Regions from separate parts of the Homo sapiens genome. Here regions 1, 3 and 4 are each linked to region 2. The links are chromatin contacts, found by Hi-C or POLR2A ChIA-PET in ENCODE. All regions are on one chromosome and are shown on one strand. The core of a region is the stretch at or near the end of the contact, and the rest is flanking DNA. Distances in the headings are between cores, read along the strand shown.

Region 1 (5,762 bases), core at 2,561-5,060, 160 kb before region 2:
TTCCTGGGGATTGGGGACCCCTGCTATGATGTATGTGGTTCTGTATTTATTGTTTTATGAAACACAGGGAACTGTAATAATAGCTATGATAACAGAGCCAGAATGGAACCTGGGGCTGTCTGATGGCCATGCTCTCCCTGTTCTATGACATCATGCTGCCCAATAGAGCTGGCTTCTGTTGTTAGGGATCCTGGAATGTCAAAGACCTCATTGCCTTTGTATCTTCAGCAAATAGGACGGTGCTTTATACCTGTAGGATTTTAATAAATATTTGCCCATTCATTCACTTCAACAAACAGACGGTTGTCTCATGCTCATGTCTCTGCTTTCATCTGTAGCATTCTCTACTCTTTACTGATCCCATTGCCTCCTGCCTGGCGTGCCTTTCCCATAATTCTTATTTACCTAGGCCTTTCCATTCTCCTACTTTACATTCATAATTTACCAGCTGCACAAAAGCTTCCCAGGCCACGACAATCCAAAACGATTTCCTCCTCTGAAGTTTGAGAGCCCTCATTCTCTACTCTACTTACTTGGTACTTATTACTAACTTTGGCTGGCTATTTTCCAAGTTTTATAAGCTTTTTTGCCTCCACACTAGTTACAAGCTCCTCCAGGGCCGGAACTATTTTATATAAATGTGTGTTTAACATAGTCACCAAATTAGTGCTTTTTACATAGTGAGTTTTCAGTTTACTACAAAGACAGCTTTATTACCTGTTACATTTCTGTGGGAAGGAAAATCATTTGGTTCATATTGCTGTTCAGTTAACTCAGGTGCAAAATGAAATTTCCATTCTACAGAAGAACACATTCAAAGTTAGGCTGTGTGTATATATGTGTGTGTGTGTAAATATTCCAAGCATACATAGGTTAGAAAAATGTGAACCAAAATGATAGAATTTTTAGAAAAAGCTTGTGATGAATGTCACATTGTCAGGACAGATTAGTACTTAGTGATATGGGGAGAGGGGTGTGATAATAGCCCCAGTGATATGAAACTTGGGTCTGTATGAGAGCATTTACTATGCCAGCAATCGCAATGGATAATTCACTGCTACATATGGTGAGAATGTGCTAAAAGTGAGTTGTTAATCTACAGGGCAAATTTCCAATTGGGAGTGGGCAAAGCCTTGACTCATACCATGTCATACATTGCTGAAGAGTTTCTTTTTAGGGTAGCCTCAAACCACTATTAGTAAAATTACATTAAATTCAGAAAAAATAAATGTGTCATCTTGATTGCTGCCCAACCTCTATGCCACTATTCTTTGTGTATTATTTTCTAGAGTTGGTGCCATTTACTTTGATTTATCTAGTCATTTTCTCTAGGAATCCTGCTCAAAACCAAGAGAAAAGACATGTTCCTGAAATGGTTAATTCATCCATTTTTCTAGTTACCTTCTAGTGGAGTCTACTCCTGACATCTTTTTTAGATCATTTCTATTCTTTTATCCTGTAGCATCTTTCTTTCTGCTCTTATCACAAAGTCCTCCTGCTAGAAAGCAGTAATTGTGCTGATTGACACCTTTACAAGGAGTTGAAGATTTTGTTTGTTTTGGTTTTGTTTAATTGGGATACTTTAATATAGAGTATATAGAAGTCTAGTATATAAAAAAGTGGATTAAAGTTTTTACATGCTGAAAAGCCTAATTCTGTATAAAGATGATCTATTTCACATATATCATCAATGCTTAAATATTATTAAAAGACAAATGCTGGCTTAGAAGGATCAAACATCACTTCCAAGTTTAAAACACAAAGTTCTTATAATGCTGTTTGCAATATGTCATCATATACATACATTTCAATGATTCAGCTGCTTCCTTAGTTTAAATTAGCAATGGTTCCCCATCACTGTTATCCTCTTACTTGGCTCAACCCCCACTAACACCAAAAAAGTAGGAGATATGATTGTTTTGTATGATGATTTATGCTCAAAATATTTCCTAAAGGTGGTAGGAAAGGTGTCTTCTCCCTCTCTTGCATTTTTCCCAGCCATTGTATTTCATGTTGCTTTGGGTCTGGAAAGCTGCTCTATTTCCAGATTAATATGTAAGTAGGGTAGAGGACACCCTTTTTGGCTTTCCATTGTATTTTTATTATTTCTTAGATAATCTCTTGTAGTAGAAGTAGCTTCCAGGATCTTTATGCATCAAAAGCCTTAGAACCAGTAAGTACATTTGCATTGCAATTCTTCAATAGTAAAATCACGGTGTGTTGTGCATTTAGAAAACACCAAAAATACATGAGTCTTTCTGATCTATTTTCCTTCTACATAAATCTAATGCCATTTGAAGAGAAATGAAGAGAAAGACTGGAGAGACTTCAAAATATCTTTTGCAGAAAGTATGGAAGGATTAATAGATAAAGACAGTACATTCCGTTTAGCTTTCTCGTGGTTTTTTTTTTTTTTTTGTAAATTTACCCCAAATTATAGTTATAATGAAACATCACAATGCTATTATGTTAGAAAGAAGCTATTATTTCCATCCTTGCTGTGAAACCTCAGGGAAATTTACATCTTCTAAACATAAGAACCTTTCTGATATTTTTTCAGCTATAGAAGAATAAATAATAAGAGTCACAAAAAAGATATTTGAAGTCTTTGTCAGACTAGTAAATCATTTCTCAGTAGAAAATATAATTGTGGCCATGAACTTGACCAAAGAAAGAAAAATATTAAAACCTCTCTGCTGCGACTGAATTAAGGAAGGACCAGTACTTGCAAGAGTTAACTGTTGCTCACACCCTTCCTTCAGATTGATCCACTGATCTGAAGCTCAGCCTCCTTCAACACGGCTCCTAGCTTTTGCTTTGCCAGTCTCTGCCAAGAAACACCAGCTTTGGACAAAAATCAAGATTACACAAAGCTAAAGGGAATGTGAGAGATAAGAATCCTAAAGTGACAAGGTCTTCCTTGGAGATGTTAATAGTCAACACATTCAGGAATATCACAGAAAAGGAGCCGATCCTTTGCCAGTGTGTGCTCTATCTTCTACCTAGTGCCAGTCTTAATATTAAACATATAGACAGGCTTTAAAATCTTTTCCTTTCCTTTTGTTAAATTGGGATTGTTTTCAGTGGACTGGCAAAAGAGAGCTGTCTAATTTTAGTAGCATAAAGGAAACTCCTTTGTGGCTGCTTTATGCTGAATTTTATTCCCTGAACTTGTGTGGGTTCCTGTGCATGAAAAGGGGCATATTTTATGTACCCCCAAAAACAGAATATGGGAGAGGAAGAGAGTGCCAGGGGAACAGATTCTGGAGGCAGAACTAAACTAAAATGGCTTTGTCCTATTTTTTTTATTTTTATTTTTTACAAAACTCAAGGCAAATAACCCTACTATTGGATTATTTTTAAAGAGACTAAACCTCAACTGAATTACATTAAAAAAAAAAACATCTCAATAGCCCAGCTAAAAATCTAAGGATGTTGAGTGCATCAAGCTCTTGGGAAGCTTTGTCTCACAGCTCCAAGAGCATGTTCTTGGTGCTGAGGGGCAAGGTTTGCACTAGGATCTCACACCCTACACTGCAGCATCACAGCTGCCCCAGGCTTTGTCTCATCTTTTTGCTCTGTTCTCCTTAAGTCAGAAATAAAAGGAAGAGATGATGAAGCCTGTCCCCATAAGGCTGGTGTGAGGTGAGAGCGGGAAGGTGGAGGTGCAGGGGAGGAAGGACTTTATGCTGCAGCCAGTCAGCGCCAGAAAATGCCATTTATGTGGATCCAGTGCTCACTGAGGAAGCAGAAATAAAAGCCTCTGATGTGATGTGGCGCCGCCCCTCTCCTGCTGCACTCTCGCTCATTACAGCTCTTTCTTTAAACTGCTGGGTAGACAGCTGGCAGCCAGTGCCTCGGAGGAAGCAGGAGTAAGGGAGCATATAAATTACTGTTGCATTTTACAGCTAAGATAAACGCAAACTGCAGGGTTATAGCCTGAAATGACATCAAGGGGAAGCTCCAGCAGGCCTCTCAAAAGAACAAGGAATGGAAAATGGATAGAAAGATTTATTCAGGGAATATGGGATCATGGAGAAGGAAAAAAAAAATCTAAACAAGTTGTGTAAAATCTGCTGCTTTAGTGAGTCTTAAAGAGCTTATGTCAGCTTAATTCTGTGTGGTAGCATAATGTAAATCTATGGGAAATGGGGCTGTAGGCATATCTACTCTATTCCATTTCTGCAGATTGCCAAACATGGCAATAAATGTCAAGTGATTATTTATTTGATCATTAGAAACTTCATTAGATTTTGATTTGATGCTCTACAACCTCCCCCCTCTCCACCACCACTAAAAAGAGAGCTCAATTTTGAAATTCAATCCAGCTAGTTTGATTGGAGAAAAAAATGTTATGAAATAAAATCTAGCAAATACCAACATGTAGATGACAACATTCTGCATAAATATAGAAAATCCTCTCCAACAAGTTTACAGCAATTTGCTCAAGCGATGAAAGATAGATTTTGGCAACAGTGGTAAAATTTTTGGAAGTCTTTTTAACATTTCATTAGATGAAAGGCTGTTTTTGAGGTGAGCTCAAACTCCCTGGCTACAGACAGAGTCTGATTGTATGTTCTTGGCTTAACAGCCTTAGCATATAATGTATTTGAACTTTCACTCAGCTTTCTTGAACTTGATTTATTTGCCATCATATCACCTGGGAAAAAAGTCTGTGGGTCCTCAGTTGGCCTAGGTAATTTGGGACTCAGCTGGTTGATGCCTATGTGTTTGTTTCACCCTAGCTCAAAGCATAGAACCTGAGCCTTATTATGTTCATAAAATGGGGTCTTTTTACTGTAGTGAGCAATGTCAGATATACCGTTTACAGCTGACTTTTTCATTGCGATTTTAGTTTCTCCGGTGCATTTCACACTACGGTTTTCCTAAGAATTATGTATAACATGGAAAACAAAGAGAGGAGGAGAGAGAAAGTGCTGCAACTAGCTTTCTTCCTCAGGGAACAGTACTTGCATGTCAAAAGATTCACCAAATAGGCATTGGACTGACTTTCATAAAACCAGGGATATAAGCACAGTGTGGGGTGTGTATTATTGCCACAGAGCACACGCTAGAAAGCAGCATAAAGAGACAAGCTTTATCTCTCTGCCTGAAACTCTCTTGGAACCTTCTGGGAGTGCACATTCTAAATCAAGAATCAAAACGTTTTCCCAGCACAACTGCAAATTGAAAATAGGCACTTGAACACAGGCAGAGATGTAAAGGAAGAATGACTTTGAAATGCCTACAACGCACCCCGAGCCACCCTGGGTCTTTCTGTAGACATAAGGAGTATTCATCTACGGTAAAGGGTATGTAGCACTTGGTAGAAACAAATGACAGCTGACAAAAAGATCCATTAAATGCCTGAACTTGCCCCTTGCCAGCACAGAGTATTTTTCTTTTCCTATTTTGCCAGAATAAAGAGAGGGCAAGACATTTTTATTTCAAGAAGTGCCCCATAGCCATAGATTTTTGTTTCTGTTTTCCTCTAGCACTTTCTAGTATACTGTAATTGAAACAACAGCCTAAAAGCATTTCTTTTATTAATCTTAGTAGTGTAAAACATTGAAGAAAACAAACTTAGGAATATATTATTGTGCTGCATGGTTAACAACAACAACCACAACCACAACTTGCAGCTAAGGAAATCATTCCCCTTTTGGGGGAAGTCTCTATCATAAAAAAAAAAAAAAATTCATTGCTGCGTATCAGTCAATAACACTTCCTGGGCATATTCCTGATGAATAACTCTGTACTAG
Region 2 (5,487 bases), core at 304-2,803:
GGAGACAGAACCACACCATACATTCAGAACACATTCATCTCTTTGCAGTTAGAACTGATGAGCCCTAACTGTTGGGGTGGGCTGGAAGAAGGGGGCTTGCTGTTTTCAACTCCTTATGCTTATGAAAACCAAGGCTCTCCATTCTTAAAAAAAAAAACAAAAAAAAAAAAAACTCTCAAATCCAAATCATTTTTTAAAGCACCCTGACCCTTTAATAAAAAGAGCCAGTAAGATAGCATCTGAAAAAAAGAAAGACAGATTTTAGGAACAAAGGATTTTTTTCCTCGTGCTTTGTTTTCCCAGTCTTGAATTAATCACAGCTGTCTTTCCCCAGCAAAGGTTATTTTTATCTAGCATGCTTTAAATTAAAAAACAACAAAAACAAAGGGAGCAATCTGATGTTCTTCAAGCTCCCAGAGCCCTTGCACAGAAAAAGAAGCATTTGCTCTGTGCAGCTAAGAATCCAGCTTTTAATTCTATCTTTTCTTGTGTTTACATAAACTTTCGTTTGCATTTCAGAAGCCTTATGGAAAGATTCCTGTGGCTGACCCAGGAGTAGTGGTGAATTTCTCCATCAAGTGAGTATTGATGAGCTGCAAAGTTCAGTGAACAGGAAAATTCTGCTCCTTTTATTGCCAATGTGACAGGTTACTTTATTACCATGCCTTTCACAGCAATTTAACAGTTACCCTGGTAACGGATTCAGTGAGGTAATGGGATCACAGGCATTGGAGCGGAGGCAGGCTGGCCGCTCGGCGCAGCCATCTGCTGGCTGCTGTTCCGGAGGCTGTCTGCCTGGAGGAGCCCTGACAGTCACGGGGCCTGCATGGCAATGAGCAGGTGAAACCGCAGGCCTGCCCTATTTAGCTGTACTCTGGTGATTTGTCTTTCTAATTCTATTGAAATAATCATCAGGATTTGTTTCTGATTAATTAACTAACCTTTTGGTAAAAAGATTAGATAACGAAATTGCTGCCTATTCAGAGATAATGAGATTTTTATTACTCTGTCAAAGGAAAAAAAGTACATTTATGTGTCACCAGCCGCTGTGTCAAGAGGAAAAAAAAAAAGAGAGATTTCAGTCTTTGTCGAATGTGTATATTCCTCAACAGACGAAGGGTGTGCTTAATTCTGTAGGAACTCCCCAGCCTCGTTTGACGCCTTTAGGAAGAGTTTTTAAAACAGCAAACAAAGTAATAAACACATTTAGGCCAATAGGCTTTTGGGGAGGGTGCTAATTTGTTTTAAAATGTCTCCTAATGGGAGAGAAACGCTTGGGAGTCTGGGGAACTTGCCTGTACTGTGTGGGTGTATTTATGTAAGTGTGAGAGTGTGAAGAAAGCAGTAAAATCTCCGTGCGAGGCTTTAAAATGACATATGTAGACAGGCTGCTTTTCCTCCGCACTACAGATATGTCTTCGACTTGCAGTACATTTGTCTTCTGGCAGGAGCTGCACTCGGGCAATGGGAAGGGGAAATCATCCGAGCTTAGCAGGCTGGGAGGTCACCTGTGACTGTCACAGGTAGGCTGCCTTAGGAAATGAATTATTCTGACTGGCGGTGAGTAAAAAGGGAAGCAGCCCTTCTCCTGTTTCACTCCAAGACACGCAGCCAGTCAATTTAACCTTTTCTCTTAAGAAGTCACAGCTCAATCCTTTGTTAAGGGGGACTTTCATTTTCTCACTCCTCTGTGCCTTCTTCAATGCTGTGATGCCAAGAAAAAAAAAAAAATACCAACCCCGGGAAAAGCGCTTCCCTTGGATAAAGAGATGCCAAATGCGCCAAATAGGCTGTGTGAGCCAGGCAGCATTGGAGGGAACAAAGCGCAGTATATTTCCAAATAAAACTTCAAAGAGCTACAATATTGTTTTAATTACTAAAACCTGAGGAGGAAACACAGTGCATGTCTCTTCCTTCAATGCAATGAAACGGAGGAGTGGGAGAAAGGGCCAAGTGGCAGGCTGGGACCCAGCTGAGCATTTTGTGAAAGTGTATTTGTGTCACTGTCTTTTCAGAGTCAATGAGACACTTATGTTTCTTGTGATATCCTGTGGCCTTGGCTGCCTCCGTTTGTGTGTGTATGAAAATGAAAAGATTTCAAGTTCTAAAAATGGAAGTTTCTATTCTGAATTTCGTATGGTTCACAGACAAGTTGCAACAGACCAAAGGAAAAAAAAAAAAGAAAGAATGTGCAGGGGATCAAATGTGAACATTCCAGAGCCCACTTTCCTGTCCTGCCTGGCGTTCCCACTCTCCTTCCCCTCTTTATTCCAGTTCCTCCTGCACCTCCAATTGCCAGCTAACAGGCTCCATTCCTGATAACAGATGCTTGACAAAGAAAGAGAAATAAGACATTAAAAAAGAGTAGACTGCTGCTGGGGGTGGGGATTTGATAGCACATTGCCAATGGCTTTTTACAGGAACTTGCTCTCCCTGGCTCACTACCAAGACAGGGAAAGAACAGGGCGGGGGAGGGAGCCTTTGTCCTCAAACTCCCAGTGAAATATAGGGTTAATATTAGCAATTATTATTAAAATTAGCCAAATGTTATTAAATGATCTTTGTATAGAAGAATAAGTATAGTTTTCCCTTTGGCAGACAATGACATCTGCAGCTCTACATTTTCATGAAATGACTATACTTAACAAAAACATTACTTCATTTTCATGGTATTTCTTTTGTGCCTAGGAGCAACCCTGTAATTGTTCACTTCAATTACAACATTACTATTTTAAACCGAAACCCATTTTATCTGCATGCCAGCTTTTTATTTGTTTTACCAACTATATCTATTTCCATTACTGCAAGGCTGATGGTTTGTCTCAAGAGGAAATCAAATCCATTAATTCAGAAATTTCAAGCCCGACTAGCTCTGCCATAAGCAGCATTTCTTATGCTAATAGCAAATGTGCTGAGACTGAAAGGAACTGACATGGCCCTGTTTTTTATCATAACTTAAGCATTTATGTAAGAAGGCAAATCTAATAGTAGTAGGAAACTGTAAGTGTTATTATATATAATTCACTTTCCTGAGATCTGGACAGGGCTCTGGTTTGTGTAGCCATGGTTTAAATCAGGCTGCCACAAGACTTTAACTCACCTGACTTTCCCTATTCAGCCAACATATTGCTTCACAACAGATACATCTAGCATGAAACTAGATTTGTGTGTTTGTGTGGATTTGTTTGTTTTATTCTCTACTGTTTTTTCCCCCTGCAAGACGGACTTTTGTCAATGCAGGGGGAAAAAAAATCATTTTGTATTCAGGGGATGTCTGAAACTTACGCGTGTAACAGCACTAGCCTGAGACAAACCTGGCTCCTTCTGTTTCATTTTTAATACACTCTGTTTGGGTCCTATCACATGGTTTGTGTTCAATTAGATAGCTTGACTCGATAAAATCTGACTCTGACCCAGAAAAAAAGGAGAGAGAGAGACTGCTCCTGACTCCTGCTTAAGCTTTTGCAGGCACTGTGACCTGTTTATGTCAATGGTAAAGTTTAAGAGATTCCTATCACAGAACCACATCATCTTCTGGGATCTTAAAAATACAGAAAGCACTCGAGGACCCTGGCCCTCCTTTGTCACTGCAAAGCCCTTCAGTGCTGTAAATCAGTCCTCATTGGGAGCTCTTATACACCAGCCGTCACCGATAAGCTTTGGAGAAGTAGACAAGGCTTTTAGGAATTGCTGAACCATGAAGTTGACCTGCTTAGGGTTTTGTTGTAGGCTATTAAATCCGGGATGGCCGTTTTAAGATGATTCCGCTTTCTTTTTCCCTTGGCCTGGTTAAGCAACTCTACCCCCACCTCATTATTTGACTGATTAAAAAAAAAAATCAGAATGGAGCAACCTGCTGTTTAAGAATACTACCTTCACACATCAATTTAATGAGAGTGACTTATGCTGACGTAGTTTACGGGCTCAAGCAACTTGACGCTAATTTTGCAGCTAAGAAAAGATTTACTAACTGTACATACTGCTCTGCTTTTGTTGGCAAGGGTACCACGATTCTTTTCTCCAAAAACAAACTCTAAATCTTTTGTAAACATGCATTATTTGGTTAACACATTGTAAATGGATCCCAGTTGTGCAGCACAAGCACTGTTCACTATTATGTAAACAATTATTCACTGAAAGCCTTGCTTTAAATTGTAAATGAATATATTTCAGCTGTAACATTGCTTTCAGACCTGCCCAGTGGTATAAATCTGGTCATTTGTTTTTTGCACTCTGCCTATTACTAACCGGTTAGAAATGTGCTGATTATTTGCACAAGCCTTTCACACTGCGGGCACAGTTAAATTGCTGTTTTATTTTTCCTGTGTTTGATGAGTGTTAACAGGAGCGCCATTTGAGGAAACCCAAACCAAATACAGCTCTTTAATTGGGGTTGGAGTGTTTGGGAAAAGCCACCCGGTGAGTAATTCCACTGTTTAATGTTTGAAAGTTCATCCACCTCACTATAGGACTTATGACAAGATTAATTAAAGGGAGTTAACAAAAATGCAGGGCTTTGCTCAGCCAACCAGAATAGCTTGAAATACGGCGCACTCACTTGCAGGGATGTAGATTATTTGGTGCAAGGTCTAATTCCCAACTCTCTCCTTTAAACTCCTGTCATTGCCAAATAGCTCCATTTTAAATTCAGTATCTCTTCAAGAAAGCACAATCTGGAGAAAAAAATATGACAGAGGTATCTCATTGGGCCCCTGTGACTTCCTTTGCTCACAGGGTACGCCCAGTGGCTGATGAAAGTTTCAGCTGACTCAGAAAGCCTTGTCTTTTTATTTCCCCCTAAACAGTCAATGATTCATTTTTAATGTTTCCCCACCTCTTGTGGTTTAATTGGGTTTCAGTAGTGTGCTGATCTGCAGAGCTTGGAAGACAGAAATAATGACCTTGGATGATCTCATTGGTGTGCACCAGAACAAGTGTAGTTTTATTGAGCTCTGTTGCTAGAACTGCAAAACTGTATGTTCATTAACTTAGACAGTGCTGACCTTAGATCAAGCCTAGGATAATGGGAAAAGCCCCAGATTCCAGCCCTGGATTTGCTCCTGACTTTGCACACTCATTTTACCTCTGTGAGTCTTGCCTGTGGCATAGCCGGGTTGGATGGCACCATCCTTATTGTTCCTTCTGAAACTGAAATTCTCAGATACCTGCAGTGCATAATTCTACCTGCTCTTTCACATCTATAAATAAATAAAAGAGGAAGACTCAGTGATCAAAAGATATGGTGTTTAATAGCTAAAAGGACGAGGCTTTTTATTTCCACATTGAACATTAGAAAGGGGATCTGCAGTTTTTTTTGTTACTGAAAATTCTGTAGAATTCAGGTAGAATAGGTATGCTTCCTTCTGTGGCTATTCTTTGCAACTTAAATGACTATACTATCCTTAAGTAAACCACACAAGAAATACTTTGTAGATCTACAATGGTTTGTAATTATATTATTTATAATTTGTTTAATATACTTTCCCT
Region 3 (5,873 bases), core at 283-2,782, 180 kb before region 2:
TCAAAATTCTCTTACAGAGAAAACTATACAACCGGTAATACTAATTTCACATAAAGTGAAATTAAATACAAACATTAAATAGCCACAAAGATTGCCAAACAATGCTATTAAAATTCATACCTCACCATGAAATATAAGAAAACTTTATAGAATATTTGTCAACTAACCAAGCTGTCAAATATATAATACAAACCTGGAATAACAGGAAATAATTGTTAAAATGCAATTATTATAAAATATTGGTGAGATGGGTGTAAACCAAAGAGTATCGGAGACAAGTCTGAATCAATTTAGAAAGTTTATTTCACCAAGGTTAAGGAAGTGCCTGTGACATAGCCTCAGGAGGTCCTGAGGACATGTGCCCAAGGTGATTGCGGTACAGCTTGCTTTTATACATTTTAGGGAGACATAATACATCAACCAATACACGTAAGATTTACATCGGTTTGAACTGGAAGGGCGGGACTTGTTGCCCAGGCTGGTCTTGAACTACTGGGCTCAAGCAATTGGCCAGCCTTGGCCTCCCAAGGTCTTATGACTATACGTGTGAGCCATTGCACCCAACCATGTGTTTTTATGAATACCAGATTTGGTCTGACTTTTGTTTTCCTTGTATCTCTATACCTCACATCAAAATAACTGCGGGGAAGGCCTACGGCACTTACCTATCTCTTTCTGTGAAAGGATATGCTATCTGCCATAAAGAACATGATAAAAGGAAATGAACAAAGTGGCTTTGGTCAGTTCCCAACAGACTATTTATATCCAGAGTGGTCTGGTGTGATACTGCAGTGAGAAATTATATCTCTACTTCTGTAATATTTTTTATAAAAACAAAGTCCAGTAATTTAGAATCAAAGTACTTTTTTACTTGGATGTTGAATGATTTGCACTATCCAGTTCTTTTTTAGAATTACTCATTAGTCACAGGGACATTTTCCAAATTTTTAACACAGTTATTCTATACTTTATGCTATTAGTACAAAGATGATAATATATGTTTAATGTTTAGTGACACTATAATCATATTTTCTCATGTGAATTAAACCTTCTCTTCCAACATATTTCCAAATCTTGTGTTAGTTTCTGATATCCTTAGAAGTTTCCTTAGGTGGCAAATCTAATCCACCTTGTGAAATTTTGAGATCTCAACCATTCAAGTTTGTATGGATATCTGTATTTTGTATATTCCTAATCTTTGTTCCTTGAGTCAGTAGTGATTCCATTTGCTAGTCTACAATTTATGCATTAAAAATAGTATTGGATTAAACTGCAAAGTAAGGTTTTTTTTTTTCATGCTTTTTCTGCATTTAGTCCATGTAAAACACCAGTTGTATCTCATTTTTGTTATACTCAAGTCCCTTGAAGTCTTGTATTTTTGCAACTGTTCATACTAAGCATAGTTTCTTTTTCTAAAATGACCTTGTGAAAGCCATTGTTATGGAGGCATTCTGTGACTAAGATTCCGTTACACGACTGAGCTGGCTGATGGCTGAAGTTTGAGCAGACGCAGCTGGTTGTTGCAGCTGTGGGTCACAGCACGCTACATCAGACCAAATGTTCATTTTGTAGACACTGCCGAAATCTTGCACTGATGGAAGTCCCAGTGACTTTGAACAAAATGTACCCAAGTGCCTCTTCAATGAGCATTCTACAATAGTGAACAAAAACCCAGCACTCGACATTTCTATGCTGTAGAAAGTAGTTATAACTAAAGTTTAAATTGGAAGGTTAAAGCTTGTGCACCAATGTAATAGTCACATCAGACAGGACTACAATCTTCCTTTTCAGAAACTAAAAGGAACTTAACATCTATGTAGAAAAGAATGAGAATCAGATAGGATAAAATTTTATTGCTGTTTATTTTCCAAAAAAAAAAAAAAAAAAAAAAAAAAACTTCTCTGAAGGTCCCCTAACCAATTAGTTTCATCAAAGGATGCAGCAATTATTTTTCCCAATACTCAAATTCCAATGTTTCCTTTTTATGAACACTTTAAGTGACATGTGCTTGAAAAGACACCTGTAAACAGAAATTGTATGTATCCAGCCCAATTTTACCAAACATTTATAACTGTGAAGTTAAGAGAAACAGTTTTCTAGGGTTGTGAAGTTAAAAGTGAAGAGGCAAGCAGAGAAAAGTACAAGCCAAGGCAATGGTCATCTTTTGTCGTGTCTTTTCCTTCTCTAGAGTCTGACAGCATCCTCTTCATCACTCCTATTTTGCTACCTCCATCAAAGAAAGAACAAAGTGTGAACTGAGAGACCCTAGAAAGAGTGTTGAGATGGGTAGAAGGGCATACACCTTCCCAGATGAAAATGTCAAAGGAAACAAATATCTTTCAACATTTCTTCTCTTTCTCTGTGGTGTTTTCTGGGCCAGTTTCCTCTCTGATACCATCTACTTCCTCTATTTCTCTTTGCTTCAGCCACATTTGTCTTCCTGCTTTTTGTTGAATAAATCATGTATATTCCTGCCTCAGGGCCTTTGCCTTGATTTTTTTGCCTAATTGGTCCTCCATATACCTATATAGATTGTCCCCTCAACTCTTTGTTAAGTCTTTGCCAAGAAGTCAGCTTCTCAATGAGACTATCCTGGCCACCCTCTCTTTAATACCACAACATGCTTCCACCCGCGCTCCCTCATATTGCTACCCTTGGAGCCATGTTCTACTCGCCCTCCTTCTGTATGCACACATTGTCTTCAAATTTTGCTTATCTATTATGCCAGTTTTCTTTCTCTACCTATGCATATGTGAGTTTCATGATGGCAAGAACTTTTGTCTGTTTAGATATTTAGCACCTGGATTGTTGCTAAGAACATGGCAGACGCTCAATTTGTAATTGCTAAATGAATTGATAAATGGGATCCAGAGCCTTTCTCCCAATTATCTGTTGATCAAGCATACTTTTCTTGCTGGGTCCAGTGGTTCTAATCATAACTGCACAAAATTCCTGCTTACTTAGTCATCCAAGAGAACAGCACTTTCCCTCATTAAATTTAAAATATCTATAATGTAAAATACATCATAAAATGTTTTCTTATAAACGCTTTTGAAGATATCTGATACAGCATTTATTACTTTAAACTCTAAGTACCTCTATTAATTTTTAATTTTCATTTCTGAATTACTTAACCCCAAACTATTTAGCAAATTCTTATGTACTCTCCTGCAAATTTAAGACATGTTATCATTTTGACATTTTTGCATCATAAAATGGTAAAGTCTCTGGTATATTTCTACATTCCCATTTCAAGCTCTTTTCTCCCCAGTAGCAACTATTGTCCTAAATTTAGAGTTTTTAAAAAATATCTTAAAAGGATTCTATACTTTCACTACATAGGTAGCCATAAAAATATATAGTATTTATAGTTACCATTTTTATATGTACTGTCACCTGGTACATAATCTTTGATGAAATACTCATTTAGTATTATAGTTTGGACTTTTTCATATTGACACATTTTAATTACTTTAATATATTCCTCTTGATTAATCATTGGTAGTTTATTCATTCTTTCCTTCGTTAATAAATAATTGTGTTCATTCCAATTTTCCACTTCGAATATGTACTAAAATTATCCTCCTTACACAAGATTCATTGTGGACTTGTGTTGGATTTTCCACATTGAATATATCTAGAAGTGGAATTGCTGAGTACTGTGGTTTATACATGTTTATTTAATTCAATAGGAATTGTCAAATTTCTCTCTGCGGCAGCTGTACAGTCCCATCAGCAGTCAGACACTTTCAGTTTTGCCAGTGGGGTAAATATGAAATGGTATTTCCTTATTTAAATTTGTAGTGAGAACCAGTGAGCGTGAGCAACTCTTTGTATGGTTATTGGCATATCCAGGTTTCTTCTTCTATAAATTACCTCTCCATATAATTTCCATTTTTCTATTGGATTCTTTATATTGATTTATAGAAATTGTTTGTGTATTATGAATACTAGCTCTATGTCAGTTGAATTGCACATAACATTTTCTAGTGTGTGATTTGTCTTTAAACTTGGTTCATAGTGTTTTTTGTCATGAAGTTTTTTAAATTTTAACATCTAATATAAAATAATCTATTCTGTAGGTTTCCGACTTATATATCTTGTTTAAAAATATTTACTTTAACAAAGTAAACTTTGTTAATACTTTGTTATTAAAGTGAGTATGTAAAGTCCTGGTTTGAAATTGGGGAGAAAGCTGAATTATATATTCTGTATCATATGCTGAATATATTTTCTAAAATGTAATTTTCTTATCTTCTTTTCCTGGGAAGAGTGGCATCGATATTTATAAGGCAATTATTATTTAAAATATTTTAAGAGCTTTTTCTCATCTGAAGTTAAGTTTAGAAAAATTCAGCAGTAAAGAAATTTGATAAAAACAAGAATTAATGGAGAGAATTTGTAAGTACAATGGAGAAAGTCAGTTGACCATCACTAAGTGACATTAAAGTCACTTGCTTCCTTTAAAAAGTACATGTGTATTTTGAATCTGCTTTTGTTGAGTGCCTACTTTTATGGCTCAGTGATCAGACTAATATTCAAATAAAAAATATGTGAAACCAAATTCATCAGGCATACATTTATATTTATAAGCTTGAAATGGAATGCCTTAAACAAGTATGGCCTAAAAGTATTAAAAATTAATCTTCTTTGTCCTAACTTTATCTTACCTTTGGGTCAAGAAAAAACAAAATGAAAACAAAACAAAAACCAATAGTACTTTATAAAAACATATTTATGTTCATTTATGCAAACTAATAGTTGTTTGGTCAAGCAGTGTCTGACAATACCTTTATTTCTTCCATTCAGTAATTGCTGGACCAGGAAAGACCTTCATACGGGGCACGTTATTGCTTAATTAATTTAGCATTAAAGCATGACAGGGTGTGTTTTAGTGTCTATTAATGAACGCCTTGGGTGTCTTCAGCTGCTCAAGGCATATATTAATAGCCCAGCAAAGCATGCCCTGGAGTCGCTTACTGTCATTTTAATATGGTTATTTAATTTGAAATTTTATCTTTAAACCTGATTTTCCAGTGAATCTATACTCTCTATTCTTCCACCATTATAAAATAGTTCTTACGGTTTGGGTTTTCATATTAAGTTATTATTCAAGGGGAGAATAGACAGCAGGACCATTTGACCTCCATTTGGTGAATGTAACATATAATTATAAACTTGCTGTGTAAATACAATAGAATAATAAAGAAAAGCTTTCTTCACCACATATATGTTTTTGGAAAACTTATCTAATGAGTAGTTATTTTCCACTCAGTAGCGTTGAGTTTTCCATCACCGACAATATTTACTGTACTTTTGTTACCCCTTGCATTAATAATAGAAATAAAAAATGTGATAAATTGGCTCTTCCCTTCTTCTTTCTAAAATGCTACTTGTGATTGAATAATGGGAATATGGCATAACTGAAAAAATGGAATGAAAGCATGTGAAGAGAGTAACTCAAAATGTCATAAGTCCCTAAACTGCACTGATGACCCCTTGTCAGGAGCAGCAACTACTCCATACCTCCAACCCCTCCCATCCTTGCTCAGACTGTGCCTTTTATGCTTGAAGCCCCTCATTTGACTTTACCTGGGGTCATTACCTTTTGAGGAGGAAGCCCCACCTCCACTAGTCTTTGTGGCCTCCAGACCTATATCAAAAGTCAGATCACACAGAATGCTCTAGGAGGCCAATTGCAAACTTGGGAGGAGACAGCTTGCACATCAAAATGCTTGTAAGATTTCTCTTCTGAATATCAGCAAATTTAAAAAATGTGTATGACAAGTAATGCTTAGGAGGTCCGATGAGGAATTTTTAAAAAAGGGTATGACAAGTAATGCTTAGGAGGTCAGATGAGGAAAAAAGGAACA
Region 4 (5,253 bases), core at 2,319-4,818, 150 kb before region 2:
CTTCTCTTTTTATCAAGCCTTTTCTTTCTTATATAAAGAAGTCATATTTCTGAGTGACTTCTGGATTCAGCTCTTTTTCATGCTAGTATAAAAGCAAAATGGCCATATTTTTAAAATAATTGCAAAACTACTAAATCAGCAACCTATACAGTATATTAATGTATTATAGTTGTTGCTCTGTTCTGTCTTAGCAACTGAAGCATTGGCTTCTTGTTGGAAAGCTCTTCTCCTTTGTTCTGTTTTTAAAGAGCCCAGGTTTTCACTTTTGCATAGCAAGGGAAGAGACCAACAGACCCTGATGGTGTGGGTGGGTAAGGCAGGCCTCTATCTTAAATGGCTGTTCTTTCAGTCTGAGACATGTAATAGACAGACGTAAAAATGTTATTGTACTTTATTTCTTTCATTCTCAGGGCAGAGGAACTAACAATTTGGGATAGTTCCTCTTAAGTCCTACATTCCAAACCCTACTGCCTCCTGTGTTCCTGAACCATCAATTATAACTTGACTCTTTAGTATCTTTGTGACTTTCTTCTTTCATTGATGATTTCATCTCAGACTACAAACGTTCTCAAATCTTTCTCATCCTAAAATTTCTTCCCCTGAATGTATCCTTCCCTTTCCCATTGCCATCAACTTCTATCTTCACATCAGTCTGTTTCAATTGCTCCTCACCCCTGTATAATTTGGCTTTCACTGGGTTAACAAATGCCAGCAAAAGGCTTGGATGGAGGAAAAGCCCCGGTGTGGACTCCCCTTGGGAAAATCTGTTCTAAAGAAACAGAAGGAAGTCAGTACCACTGGGATATGTGGCAAGATCAGAAACATGTACCAGGATAGGCACAGGTGCAAGTCATTATATCCGTACCATGAGAGGAATAGTTACTGATGATAATCTCTGAGAACAAGGGAGGGTCATGTTGGAATTGTTGGAAGGAAGCTTAACTGCACCTCTAGGTCCAGCACGGTGTAGCTTGACCTATCTTAAGCACCTCATGTGGACCAGGTATATTTAATCAACATCAGTTTTTCACAAGTACAATATGAATATTAGAGAAAAAGGTATACTGGGAACACTCAGGCATTAACAAAAATTTCATTCTTTATCTTCAGTTTCTCAGGCTATTACAACATGGGCCAAACACATTTCTGAAGTCAGAGGTGGGAAACAGATTCAACTTAAGTATAATAATATTATATTATATACCCAAATGCCTCTGGGATTTATGATAACAAGCCCTTAGACTGGCTACAAGATTTATTCTGCAACTTATTTTCAACTTCAATTTATTCATTCTTCTTCCTGCACTTTCCGCTCTTGAATACACGCCTGTTGAAGCTTTCATTTCTTGTTTTTTTCATTTGACTATTTCTCTTCAATCTGTTTAACTGGCATAATTCTTAAATATTAGTTAAACTAGAAGAATAAATAGCACTTTCTGACATATGTAATTTAAGAGATAGGAAGGTAGCAACAATTAATCACTGGACACTCAAAAAATGAAAGAGCTATATGTACACACCAAACTCATAAAGAGAATTGAAGAAGACTAGACTTGGAATGCTTATTTTCACCCTGAATTATTTCATCTAAGTCCCACAGGGTGTATTATTTTAGACTAAATAACTCAGATGTGCAGAAATGTTTTGCTGGAAGAGGAGGAAGAATTCCTAAGAGAAGACCAAACCTTTTGGGAAGTAAGTTCTATATTTTAAAAGACAGCTGTAATCTATGTAGCATATTTAGGGGAGACTCTCTTGGAAAGAATGTTGAGCAAAGTTAAGAATGGGGGTGTCATCTTGAGAATACACTTCATGAAAAGTTTAGCTTCTAGACTGCTTTTCCCTTGAACAATGATGGATTCAAAATCTTTTCTTCATATGTTGTGAACTTGTTGTATCCTTGAATGCCTCAGTAAAGTCTGACATACTCATATGTGTGTGTAAATAATAAGTGTAGAAGACACATGAAGGAACCCAAGAGAGTTGGAGGAGTCAGCATTGTCGATGAGTCAAATCCATGCCCTTCCTCTTTTCAGACTCAGTGGAGGAACAGAGCAAAGTTAACACATTTCTCATTAGCATGGACTTGCTTTTTGTATTCTACTCCCTTCTCTGCCAATATGTGATCCTGGGTAGTCTATTATAGCCTTGGCATGAATGGTTATCACTGTGTTGCTGACTCCCAAATCCTCAGTCAGTCCAGAACTTACCCCCAACCTCAAGCTGATCCCATCTCCACCTGGACGCACTCTCTCAATGTGCTTCAGGCCAATCTCTTTACCATATCTCTGCCACTCCACTACCTTCCTCCCTAAAAGCAGTCTTGTTTACAGAGTAACTTGAGAAAAATCCAGACTCCTTTGTCTGTTATCTACGTGACTCAATACTTTCAATTTCATTTCTAACATATTTTCCAATTTCATTCCTTCCCTTGCCTCTCATTCTCATTTGCCTCATTCATTCTGGAGAACTTAGTCAATTCTTCTCAATTCTTTTGTCATCTGCTTCCTAACCGCTTTCCATTGGCATTGTATTTCCAACACATGATTCAACTTAAGTATAATAAAAAATAAAAAAAATACATAACAATTTAAAATTTTCACGTCTTAGCAAGTTTCACCAACCACCTCTTTTAGTTTCATCCACCCTTCCTCCTCCATTTCAGCAATAAGTCCTATATTCCAGCACTCTGATGCACTAGCTATTCGTCTAATATAACCCATTCTATTTCGCGCCATGATTTTGTATGCACGATTCTTCTAACCAAAAATGCCTCTTCTTCCTTTCCCCTTTTGTCCAAATGTCAAGTTCTTAATCGTTCCACAAAACCAAATTCAAATGATAGTCCTCAGAAGCAACCTCTCTCACCATCAGACCTCCTCGGAAATGCCCTCCTTGGTTTCTCAAGCTTTTTGCACACTATGTTTACTATAACATTTTGGTGGGGGGAAGTATATACTTTTTAATCTAAGGGATTTTTTGTGCTTATGCTATCTTTACAATTTGTATCTCTACAACCTAGCTCATAATATCTTGCACATCATAGGTGCCTAATAATTGTCGAGTAGCCAAAGAGAGTAAATTTAGGGCCATGTCATCAGGTGTGGTTACTAAGAGTGGAATTCAAACCATGGGTAAAGACATTTGTTGCTGAATAAAGAAAAATTGTCACCTCATTCAATGACAAGGATTATATACATGTGCATAAATGTTCTCTCCCTAAGATAGTTTTTCACTAGCCCATTAGGACAGACATATAGAATATCTCTCCAACAGAGATCTCTAATTTTTGTTTAGAATTTTGTGCATTTTTAATTCACACACAAGAACTGAATTTTTCATCAAGGTTGCTCATGGAGTCTTCAATTATATATTCCTGACACTTGCCTTCAGCAAGTAATGATTCATCTCCCTGGATCTCACTCTGAGTCTGTAGTAGATCTGGAGAATATTCTGAAGTTTCTTTTTTATCCAGCAAGACTGGCTGAGACTGGATATGAAAGCTGTCTAAATACTCTTATCTATTCCCAACCCACAGAAATGCAGGCTCCACACACTCTCTGTTCACCGTCATGAATCATGATGCTGACAAGCAAGTCTGATTCATAACATTAAACACAAGCTGATAGGAGTAACTTCTTCCTGAATCCATTGGGAAAGGGCATGGGTGTTCTTCCACAGATGTGAGCTTCTGCTGCCAATGTAAATGTAAAGCTGGAAGAGAATGAAAGATAGCCAATCTTCGTTTCATTTTTCCTAGGATATACAAGATTCGTTTCTCGCCATGAGAGGTCCCTATCCGATTTTCTTTAAAGTTGCTTGCTGCCTTCTGGAAATTCCATTGTGCCATTGCTATAAAGTCTATTAATATTCTATCATTGAGTTGTTATTACCATGGCCTTTATTATAATGAATAATAATGTGCTGCAGTTACATGGCACCTTTCTTCTTGGATCATCCTGCTTAGCCTCATAAAACAAATTAATCAAGTTACACCTTTAAGGAAAGCATTAAGCTACTTCATTGTAAGAGCAAATTGTCTTTGTTTGCTCTGACTGCAGTTGTGTACAGTTTTCTGAATGGGCATGTTAGAATACTCTATCAGGGAAATTTCAAATAGGCCATTATTTAAACTGATTGACTGGTTTCCCCCCAAAATTTTTTAAAGTCTTTTGAAAATACTATGTGAAGAAACAGATATATTCTTCTAGAGCACAACAAAGAGATCAGTGCATATGTGTGTGCTTGCATATGTGTGTGTGTGTGGATGTGTAAACAAATGTAAAGACACTCTTTATGCAGTGCACATTTTAAATGTCTGTCAAAAAGAGTACTGGTAATATCGGAGTGGCCTTGTTCCCCCTGTTTCGAATACTTGCAGGAGCCTGTACAGAAGCCACAGGCAGGAGCTATTCCCAACAAGACCTCGTAATATGACTCTTTCCCACTTCCTGCTTTCTCCTCCAACATACATAACTGTTATGATTCCATTCTCCACAGAGAGAAATAAGAAGAAAAATAATTATTGTATTTAATTTGCATATGAGGAAATTTCTAGTAATATCTCATTGCTGGACTTAGATTTAAATTTTGTGTTTTTTTCCCCCCAGGGGAGTTTTTGGTGTACTACCCCACTTCTCAAATTGATCTTTCAAATGTTCTACATCTGACATAAGAAAATGATAAGGAGATAAAGACAGAATTTCTCTGTATCTAGAGCTATCTTTAGTGCCATCCATCTGCCATCTATAATCTTGAGATGTGTGCAGGTTTAGCACTGGAATTCACATCAATGAAGTCAGATCTGGCAATAGATTATTGTTATGTTGGAGACTCTCCATGTACAGCCAGGCCTTTTGGCTGTGTAGCTTTTGGCTTAGGGTCTCTGTGTGTCTAGAAGCAAGCAAGAATAGTCTTCTTAAAAATAACAGCCATAACCATGAAGTGCATTACATGTTATCTAAGAATATCACGATGTTTCCTTATAGAAAAGAGAGATAATGTTGATTGAGTTTTATTTAAGAAGTGATTCATAATTCAGATTGAGTGAGATCGACAGTCACAATAGTCACTTCTAATTGCCATATGTAATTTGGGTACTCTTGTTTCAAATTAATTGCAACTCACTGTGGTAGGGTGAATAATGTCCTCTAAAAAAATGTCCCTGTCCTAATCCCCCCAAACCTGTGAATATGTTATCTTACATGGTACAAGGGATTTCACAGGTGGGACTAAGCTAAAGATTTTTAGAAG

The links. Hi-C counts contacts between places; a loop is a spot of excess contacts on that map. ChIA-PET counts read pairs that join two places held with the same protein, here RNA polymerase II (POLR2A). Pooled maps may share reads with other maps.
Region 1: a map of dorsolateral prefrontal cortex shows a loop between it and region 2 (2.9-fold over the local background). The contact joins two enhancer-like sites. A Hi-C loop is called at or near these places in 4 of 168 maps with a recorded cell type or tissue (Panc1, dorsolateral prefrontal cortex and head of caudate nucleus) and 5 of 50 pooled maps. POLR2A ChIA-PET finds 5 or more read pairs at or near these places in 1 of 52 experiments (OCI-LY7).
Region 3: a map of IMR-90 shows a loop between it and region 2 (2.5-fold over the local background). The contact joins two enhancer-like sites. A Hi-C loop is called at or near these places in 2 of 168 maps with a recorded cell type or tissue (IMR-90 and head of caudate nucleus) and 5 of 50 pooled maps. POLR2A ChIA-PET finds 5 or more read pairs at or near these places in 1 of 52 experiments (OCI-LY7).
Region 4: a loop to region 2 is called in a map of endothelial cell of umbilical vein, with 5 times the contacts of the local background. The contact joins two enhancer-like sites. A Hi-C loop is called at or near these places in 4 of 168 maps with a recorded cell type or tissue (Calu3, MCF 10A, endothelial cell of umbilical vein and 1 more) and 3 of 50 pooled maps. POLR2A ChIA-PET finds 5 or more read pairs at or near these places in 2 of 52 experiments (MCF 10A and endothelial cell of umbilical vein).

The regions. Positions count from the first base shown.
Region 1 is chr5:125,574,104-125,579,865 of GRCh38, reverse strand. The region is part of intron 3 of LINC02240 (long intergenic non-protein coding RNA 2240); the gene reads right to left. The region is part of intron 8 of LOC124901056 (a long non-coding RNA gene); the gene reads left to right. Among named protein-coding and RNA genes, the nearest start is that of LINC02240, 84 kb to the right of the region's middle. RefSeq lists a silencer at 2,816-3,110. Within about 2 kb of position 3,810, at least 4 of the 41 ENCODE cell types and tissues checked have a DNase peak (open chromatin) inside an H3K27ac peak, as active enhancers do; they include dorsolateral prefrontal cortex, where a contact is called at or near this core.
Region 2 is chr5:125,408,202-125,413,688 of GRCh38, reverse strand. No RefSeq gene overlaps it. Among named protein-coding and RNA genes, the nearest start is that of LINC02240, 82 kb to the left of the region's middle. RefSeq lists an enhancer at 1,524-2,023. Within about 2 kb of position 1,553, at least 17 of the 41 ENCODE cell types and tissues checked have a DNase peak (open chromatin) inside an H3K27ac peak, as active enhancers do; they include dorsolateral prefrontal cortex and endothelial cell of umbilical vein, where a contact is called at or near this core.
Region 3 is chr5:125,590,915-125,596,787 of GRCh38, reverse strand. The region is part of intron 3 of LINC02240 (long intergenic non-protein coding RNA 2240); the gene reads right to left. All of the region lies in intron 8 of LOC124901056 (a long non-coding RNA gene), which reads left to right. Among named protein-coding and RNA genes, the nearest start is that of LINC02240, 100 kb to the right of the region's middle. Within about 2 kb of position 1,532, at least 3 of the 41 ENCODE cell types and tissues checked have a DNase peak (open chromatin) inside an H3K27ac peak, as active enhancers do.
Region 4 is chr5:125,557,791-125,563,043 of GRCh38, reverse strand. The region is part of intron 3 of LINC02240 (long intergenic non-protein coding RNA 2240); the gene reads right to left. All of the region lies in intron 8 of LOC124901056 (a long non-coding RNA gene), which reads left to right. Among named protein-coding and RNA genes, the nearest start is that of LINC02240, 67 kb to the right of the region's middle. Within about 2 kb of position 3,568, at least 2 of the 41 ENCODE cell types and tissues checked have a DNase peak (open chromatin) inside an H3K27ac peak, as active enhancers do; they include endothelial cell of umbilical vein, where a contact is called at or near this core.